Regions from separate parts of the Homo sapiens genome. Here region 1 is linked to region 2. Evidence: chromatin contacts called from ENCODE Hi-C or POLR2A ChIA-PET data. All regions are on one chromosome and are shown on one strand. Each heading gives the region's core, a stretch centred on a gene start or an enhancer-like site at or near the end of the contact. The rest is flanking DNA. Distances are from core to core; before and after follow the strand shown. Region 1 overlaps GPR137B (G protein-coupled receptor 137B). Region 2 holds the start of LGALS8-AS1 (LGALS8 antisense RNA 1).

Region 1 (3,734 bases), core at 621-3,120, 360 kb after region 2:
TTTGGGCAAAGCCATTCAATAAGTCTCTAGAAAGTTCCAAACTTTCCCACATTTTCCTGTCTTCTTCTGAGCCCTCCAACTGTTGTAATCTCTGTCTGTTACCCAGTTCCAAAGTTGCTTCACATTTTTGGGTATCTTTTCAGCAACACCCCACTCCTGGTACTAATTTACTGTATTAGTCCATTTTCACACTGCTGATAAAGACATACCCGAGACTAGGAAGAAAAAGAGGTTTAATTGGACTTAACAATTCCACATGGCTGGGGAGGCCTCAGAGTCATGGCAGGAGGCAAAAGGCATTTCTTACATGGCGGCGGCAAGAGAAAAAAAATGAGGAGGAAGCAAAAGCAGAAACCCCTGATAAACCCATCAGATCTTGTGAGACTTATTCACCATCACAAGAATAGCATGGGAAAGACCAGCCCCCATGATTCAATTACCTCCCTGTGGGTCCCTCCCACAACACTTGGAAATTCTGGGAGATACAATTCAAGTTGAGATTTGCATGGGGATGCAGCCAAACCATAACAGGAGGTGTGAAAAGCGTGTGGAGATGTGGGAGGCGTGAGAAGGTGTGAGTGGGAGGCGTGAGGAGGTGTGAAGTGTGTGTGGAGGTGTGAGGAGATGTGATGTGTGGAGGTGTGAAAAGTGCATGGAGGCGTGGGAAGCATGAGGAGGTGTGAACCTGCATGTGGACTTAGGAGCAGTGAGGGAGGGGGTGAGGAGAGAAGGTGCTGCAGGAGCCCGGAGCTGGGGAGGGCAGCAGAAGGTCGGGCTGGGGTGTGGACCAGCCAGGAAGAGGCCGCTGTCCAGGGTAAGGGTGCGGAGAGCTTCGGGGGAGCATTGGCACAGCTGAAATGCAGACCTGTGCTGTGAGAGAGGTCCCTGGGATACAGAGCAGAGCAAAGGCTGCAGACCATGGGTTGACAGAGAAGGTGAAAATGAAGGCAAATCAGAGGCCCAACACAGATTCATGATGCCTGGGCCTGGAGGGCGTGGCGGGGAATTGGAGGGTGACCACTAAGAGGCACGGGGTTCCTTCTGGGATGGAAAAGGTCTACAGTGGACTGTGGGGTCACTGCGCAACTCTGAATGTGGTACACTTCGAGATGGGGACAGCACAGAAAATGTGAATTATACCTCAATAAAGCTGTTATTTAAAAAAAAACAAAAAGACAAAAAAAAAACTAAGAGTAGGGAGGAGGTCAAAGAGCAGTCCCCTCAGTGGTCAAGGCCTCAAAGACTGCAGGGGAGAGAGGCCCCGGGCAGGAGACAGTCAGGGTGTCCAGTGCGGCTGACAGGCTGGACCACTTCACCTTAAGCTGCCACAGGGCCTGGCCAAGGGCAGGCTCGACTGACGGGGAGGCTGGAGGGGGAACAGGCAGACCCTGGATGGCAGCAGGAGGAAGTGGGAGCAGTGAGTCAATTCAAGAGCATAAACTGCTTTCCAAAAGCGCATGTTTGTGAAATGCAAGAAAGAGGTTATTCAGGGGGTCCAGACCTTGTTTTTAAGATGGGGAGACCTGAGCATGCTTGTGGACAGACAGAAGGAGCCTGGGTCCCGAGAAGGGCAGACAGGGAGAGGCAGGAGGCAGGGAAGGGTGGAGGGCTGAGAAACTGAGGCAGCAAGGAGGGGTCTGAGGGAACATGGCAGGGACAGCCATGGGAGTGCCATCTGCCTAATGACAGGGACCCCGGGGAAGTGAGGTTGGGTTGGAGAGTCCCAGCTGCTTCTTGGGGAACCCGATCAGGAACTGAATGGTGGTAAATGAGCCCCACTTCCTTTCCCTCCCCTTCCTTGGGCTCCACACAGCCTATGAAAACACCGGGGTTTTTCAGGGCTTCCCCCGTTGTGGCAAGAAGGATGGGAGGACAGGGGAGGGGAGCAGAATCAGGCCTGAAGGAGAAAGAAGAAATTGCAGCAACTTTGATCAGAAACCCTGAAGTTTGTCATCTGGTGAAAATAAAGCATTTCTCCCTAATGGCAAATTCCTTTCGGTTTTAGCATCGTTTCTTCTGCTTTTGAAAGTCCCACCTAGAACCTCAGAACCTAGAATAGATCTGGGGATGACGCTGTGGGTGATGCTGGCTTTTTGACTTGTTGAAGGCTGAGCCACGGCTGGGAGATGTCCCCAGCTGGCCGCTGTCAGGCGCTGGGGAATGTTCGAGAGCCCTCATGGGCTTTCCGCACCACCCGCTCCCACAGTGGGCCAAGGCCTCCTCATCCCGGACCTGTGGGCGACTTGTGCCCCCTTGGTAACCCAGGCCTTCACCCCATCCTTTCGGATGACACAGGAAGGCCTAGAGCTCTGCATGTGACGTACTTGTTTCGACAGAAGCATAAAGGCCTTTGAGCAGCTGCTGGACTCTGCCCCCTGCCCTCATAAATCAGTCTGTTCACGCGTCACTGATTTGTTCCCACCCTTTGAACTCCCGCTTGCCTATTTTTTTTCTTTTCTTTTTTTTTTTCCTGCAACCTCTGCCTCCCAGGTTCAAGTGATTCTCCTGCCTCAGCCTCCCGAGTAGCTGGGATTACAAGCACCCGCCACCATGCCTGGCTCATTTTTGTATTTCTACAAATACAAAAAGAGACGGGGTTTCACAATGTTGATCAGGCTGGTCTTGAACTCCTGATCTCGTGATCCGCCTGCCTCGGCCTCCCAAAGTGCTGGGATTACAGGCATGAGCCACCCCGCCAAGCCTATTTTTTCAACTACTAACTCAAGTTGACATTTGCTGTCTTACAATCTTTCTGTTTGTTTGTTTGTTTTTAAGAGGCGGGGTCTTGCTGTCACCCAGGCTGGAGTGCAGTGGTGCCATCATAGCTCATTGCAGCCTCCATCTTCCTGGGCTCCAGGAATCCTCCTGCCTTAACTTCCTGAGTAGCTGAGACTATGTACAGGTGCAGCCCAAATGCCTGGCTAATTTGTCTTATTTTTTAGAGATGATGTCTCCCTACATTGCCCAGGCTGGTCTTGAACTCCTAGACTCAAGTGATCCTCCCATCTCGGCCTCCTGAGTAGCTGGGTTACAATCATTTTTACTAATGTCTTAGTGGTGTTTCTGGCAGAAATGTCCCCTGCTATTCTTTGTGGGTATGACAGTGTCTCCTGTGCAGTCAGCAGAACTCAACAGAAGTCACCTCTGATGTCCCTGGAGGCAGTGTCTCTGATGTACCAACAAAGCACTATGCTTCCAACCTGCGCTTGATTCAGAATCTCTGCAGCCATTTTACTTTATAAATCCTCTCCCCTAAGCCAGGACCCACATCTGGACACCCTAGTGTCTCCACTTCTGTGCCACCACTCTCTGGACACTTCATAATCCCCCTATCCTTAAAAGGGGGTGCATCCTGATCCTAGCTGCCTGTGGGCTGAGACTCCTGAGGAGACCCTCGCAGTAACTGAGGGGGACTGAAACTCTTAGTGCACCAAGCACAGACTCCTGACTAAAGAAACCAGTCTCTATCACACACGCTGGTTCAAAACGTATGTATGCAAATTCATCTGAAAATGTTACAAATGCATGGCAGGTTGAAACTTTATATTATAAAATAATTTATGTATATACAAAGAAATAACAGCAAATACTCATGCACCCAGCACTCCATCCTTAATACTTTGCCACGTTTGCTCCAGCTATGTTTTGTTTGTTTGTTTCTGAGACAGAGTTTCACTTTTGTTGCCTAGGCTGGAGCGCAGTGGTGCCATCTCGGCTCACTGCAACCTTGTCTC
Region 2 (3,852 bases), core at 472-2,971:
GCTTTAAATATGTTCACTGGCTTTTATTCTTGCCCTGTCTCCCAATGGATAATTAATATTCTATTGGATCTGTCCTGGCATAGGTAAAAAGTTATCTTATAGAAATCAGTTACCGGGTTATAGATGATATTCTGTAGGTTGTTTAAGGACAACATCATTCTTTTCCAGCTTCTTGTCGATTGGAGTCTCTTCTGTGTATGACCTAAGATTTTAGGCAAGTTTCATTTAAAGGTTACCTGGATTGAAACTGAGGCACTGGCCCTGTGTAAAGTAAAAATAGAGGAAAAGAAAAGTAAGCATGTAGCATTTTTCTTCATATCCTATTTTAAAATTTAAATTATATATTATGTTACTGATATTTACCAAATAATAGAATATTATTACAATCAACGATCTGCCTCCCATTCTTACCAGTGTGCTCATATACTAAATAATTTTGGATTGTGAGTGTAGGAAATATTGACTTAAAAAATACATCAGTAGAAAATTTCTAACATGGAATTTATTATTAAAAATACTAAAATAGGCCAGGCATGGTGGCTCACACCTGTAATCCCAGCACTTTGGGAGGCCAAGGCGGGTGGATCACCTGAGGTTCAGGAGTTAGAGACCAGCCTGACCAATATGGTGAAATCCCATCCCTACTAAAAATACAAAAATTAGCCAGACGTAGTGGCATGCACCTGTAGTCCCAGCTACTCAGGAGGCTGAGACAGGAGAATTGCTTGAACCTGGGAGACGGAGGTTGAAGTGAGCCGAGATTGTGCCACTGCACTCCAGCCTGGGCAACAGAACGAGACTCCATCTCAAAAAAAAAAAAAAATTTAATTAATTAATGGTAAATACTAATCAAACAGTCCCGTACAATTACCAGAGGTATTCATTTAGATTTTCATTTCCATAAAATGAGAATTACAGTATTCACATCATTGGTTTGTTCTGAGGATTGAGTTAATAAAACAGCGAAAGAGTAAGCGCTATGTTAGCTATTATTATTGTGAATAGAAAGAATTGCTCTTCCTCCTCCAATTTAAACAAATCAAAGTAGGGAAAAATCCAATACTTTTAATACTATTAAGATACGGTTTTCTCTGTTGCTTAAAAAAATAATAATCACAGGGCAGGGGAGTGTTGGAAAGCATCAGCCACATTTTTTAAGATAAAAGCACTCATGGACACTACACTACATTTAATAGCTCCAGGAAAAACTCGACTTTAAGCAGAACTAAAGGGGAAATGAAACCAGAGCTTCCTGTATTTTACTTCCAGCAATTCTGTCATTATACTGCACACCAACAATACACACCGATCAAATCTATCACTTTTTCTTTATTAAGAAAAAAAACTGTATCCCTCTTGGTTTACCACCTAAATATAGCCCCATGTCATTAACTTAATTCGTTAGTCAAAACCTCAAAACTCTGGCTCCGTGACTCAATTCAGGAAGTAAGAACAAGAGCAAAAAGAATGGATGCCGAGTTGCCATACACATGTATAATAACAAGCCAGTGACCCAATTTAAGCCATCTGCTTGCATTAAATCACGCAACCCCCGAAGTATCCCCAGGGACAGGTCCCGCCAGCATGAACACTTCGTATGCATCACAAGCAGCCATCACTTAAGTTTCACGTACGGTCAAAGGAAGTCACATGACTTGCGCTTTGCAATGTTTAACACTGCAGTCAAATGACTCGGCATCCTAAAGAGCGTGTTAGAGGCAGGGAACGCAATGGAGGTCACTCCACTGTCACTACAAATTCCGGGAAGGAAACTTCCCCAGATTCCTCCACTTGGAGGTGGCGCTCGGCCTCAGGCTAGGAGGGAACAGGTGAGAAAGCAGCCCAGGTGGGGTGGGTTTGCAGCGAGGAGACACCCCAGGGCAAACAGCCTGACCCCAGCCAGGGATGTCCAAGAAAGGCCGCGACTCCTGATAATCCCTTATGCCCCGGAGCGCCTCGCCTGCAGAGGCAGCGTCCCCGCCACCCAGCCCCGGCTCTGCCGCGGTGAGGACCGGCGGGTCGGGGTGGACTGGACACTGTCCCACCCATCAAATGGTGATTTAGGAGCCGTGACATCCGAATGCCATCCTCCACTGGCGAGACCCTCAGAGCAGCCACGCCTCTAGCGACTGCCCCGCCACCCGAGGCCGGGGGTCGCGCGACTCACCCAAAGACTGGTGTTTCAGGCGCTCCACGGAGCAGGTTGTTTGTCAGCAGCTAAGTGCCGTCAGGGTTCCCGGCTCTGGCGTCCGTGGGCGGCTACGGGAAGCGACAGGAGTCAGTCCTCGTTCACTTCCCGGCTCGCGCGCCTCACTGCTGTGGTCTCCCCACCCTCCCCGCGCCCCGCCTTCTGTGTCTGGGGCGTCCCTGGCGGCTCTGCTGGGTTTTGGACAGGGACCCGCCGCTGATCGCCACCCAGCTCGGCCTCCTGCACAGCCTCTGGAGCCTTGGACCGCGACTGGCTTGCTGTGGGACGAGCACAGAGGGATAAGGACAAAGAATGTGTCCTGGGTGGATCTGGCTGCCTTTGCCCGGAAGGCGGAGTGGGGTGGGAGGTGGTAGGAAAATGGGAAGGAAAGAAAAGAAAGGTGGGCCGACGTCCACCTGGCTGTTCCAGGCCTCCAGGTCTAGGAGGGAGGGCGCTCGGGGCTGGGACTTTTCAGGACCAGGGTGGTCACCGCACAGGCCCCGCCTGCCTGGACCAAGCGCTGGCCTTCCCGGGGCGCCCAGGTCCACGGGGTCAACGCCAGGGTTTTCTCAGCTTCCTCGTCTGCCTCGGATCCAAGTCCAGACAGTGCCAGAAGAGACTTGGAGGCGCTGCTTTTTGACAGTACACACCTCTGTATGCAGGTGAAACGGTGGGGGAAGGGTTCAGTACGCTGGACTGTGCCCAGCCCAAGCTCCCCATCCGTTAGTGATAACTTGGACTCGCAGCCACTCCGCGTCACTCGCCAGTTATCCTGCGTGTGGGTGTTTTCTCCAAATTGGACACTTAGGGAACAGTTTAAGCAGTATGGAGCACAATTCTGTGCCTATTAGATGCTCTTAAATACCCGACTTCTCAGGGCCCTACACTGACTGATAGTTTGACCTATTGGCTGTAAACACACCAGCCAGAAATACAAATAAAGTTAAACAAAGTCATGTCAGCCACTTGGAATGGCTGGCTGCTTACTGTTTATTTTCTGTTAGGGACCTCAAAGTTCTCATCTTCTCTACTTGGCTTTTATCCACATTTGTTTGGAAAGATATATTTTAGTGTCATTAACGTGGGCTTTCTCCTCCCTGGCTTTTGTTTTCATTATTTTTTGTTTTAATTGAGGAATTCATTACAAGTCCCATAACTGGGAACTCATGTTCTGATTCACTGTTGCTTTTCTCTCCTCCTTACCCATTTTCCAAGCCTGATGCACTTCTCAAGATCCAATCTGAATAGGTGAATTTACCCTTGACATACACTGCCTTGGATTTATAGCTGTCTTTTGGTATGTGTTGTGTGTTTTATCTATCCAACTCGACTGTAGTTTGAGAAAAGGAACTTGTCTTATACAGTCTCCAGTGCATAGTGTAATGCTTTGCATAAAATAGATATCAATGTTAGGTTGAAATGTTAGATTATTGATAAAGTCAGGAGCAATTGAATATCTTCACAATTCTGCCTGAGTCTCCCCCCAGCCCCGCCACTTTGAGACAGGGTTTCCCTCAAGTGATCCTCCCACCTCAGCCCCAGGAGTAGCTGGGACTATAGACGCACACCACTATGCCCAGCTAATTTAAAAATTTTTTTTTGTAGAGACAGGGTCCACTGTGTTGCCCAGGCTGGTCTCAAACTCCTGGGCTCACAATATCTTC

Evidence for each region. Hi-C counts contacts between places; a loop is a spot of excess contacts on that map. ChIA-PET counts read pairs that join two places held with the same protein, here RNA polymerase II (POLR2A). Pooled maps may share reads with other maps.
Region 1: a map with no recorded cell type shows a loop between it and region 2 (7-fold over the local background). The contact joins the enhancer-like site here to the promoter of LGALS8-AS1 in region 2. A Hi-C loop is called at or near these places in 11 of 37 single-sample maps with no recorded cell type and 5 of 50 pooled maps. POLR2A ChIA-PET finds 5 or more read pairs at or near these places in 2 of 52 experiments (H1 and Panc1).

The regions. Positions count from the first base shown.
Region 1 is chr1:236,158,352-236,162,085 of GRCh38, reverse strand. The region is part of intron 1 of GPR137B (G protein-coupled receptor 137B); the gene reads right to left. Among named protein-coding and RNA genes, the nearest start is that of GPR137B, 18 kb to the right of the region's middle. RefSeq lists enhancers at 1,761-1,810, 1,901-2,350, 2,451-2,500 and a silencer at 3,466-3,515. Within about 2 kb of position 1,870, at least 5 of the 41 ENCODE cell types and tissues checked have a DNase peak (open chromatin) inside an H3K27ac peak, as active enhancers do.
Region 2 is chr1:236,522,377-236,526,228 of GRCh38, reverse strand. LGALS8-AS1 (LGALS8 antisense RNA 1) reads left to right here and starts at 1,721. Exons shown (of 1, transcript NR_034040.1): 1 at 1,721-3,160. LGALS8 (galectin 8) reads right to left here and starts at 2,247. Exons shown (of 10, transcript NM_201544.4): 1 at 2,168-2,247; 2 at 114-261. The coding sequence starts at 158. RefSeq lists a silencer at 1,905-1,954.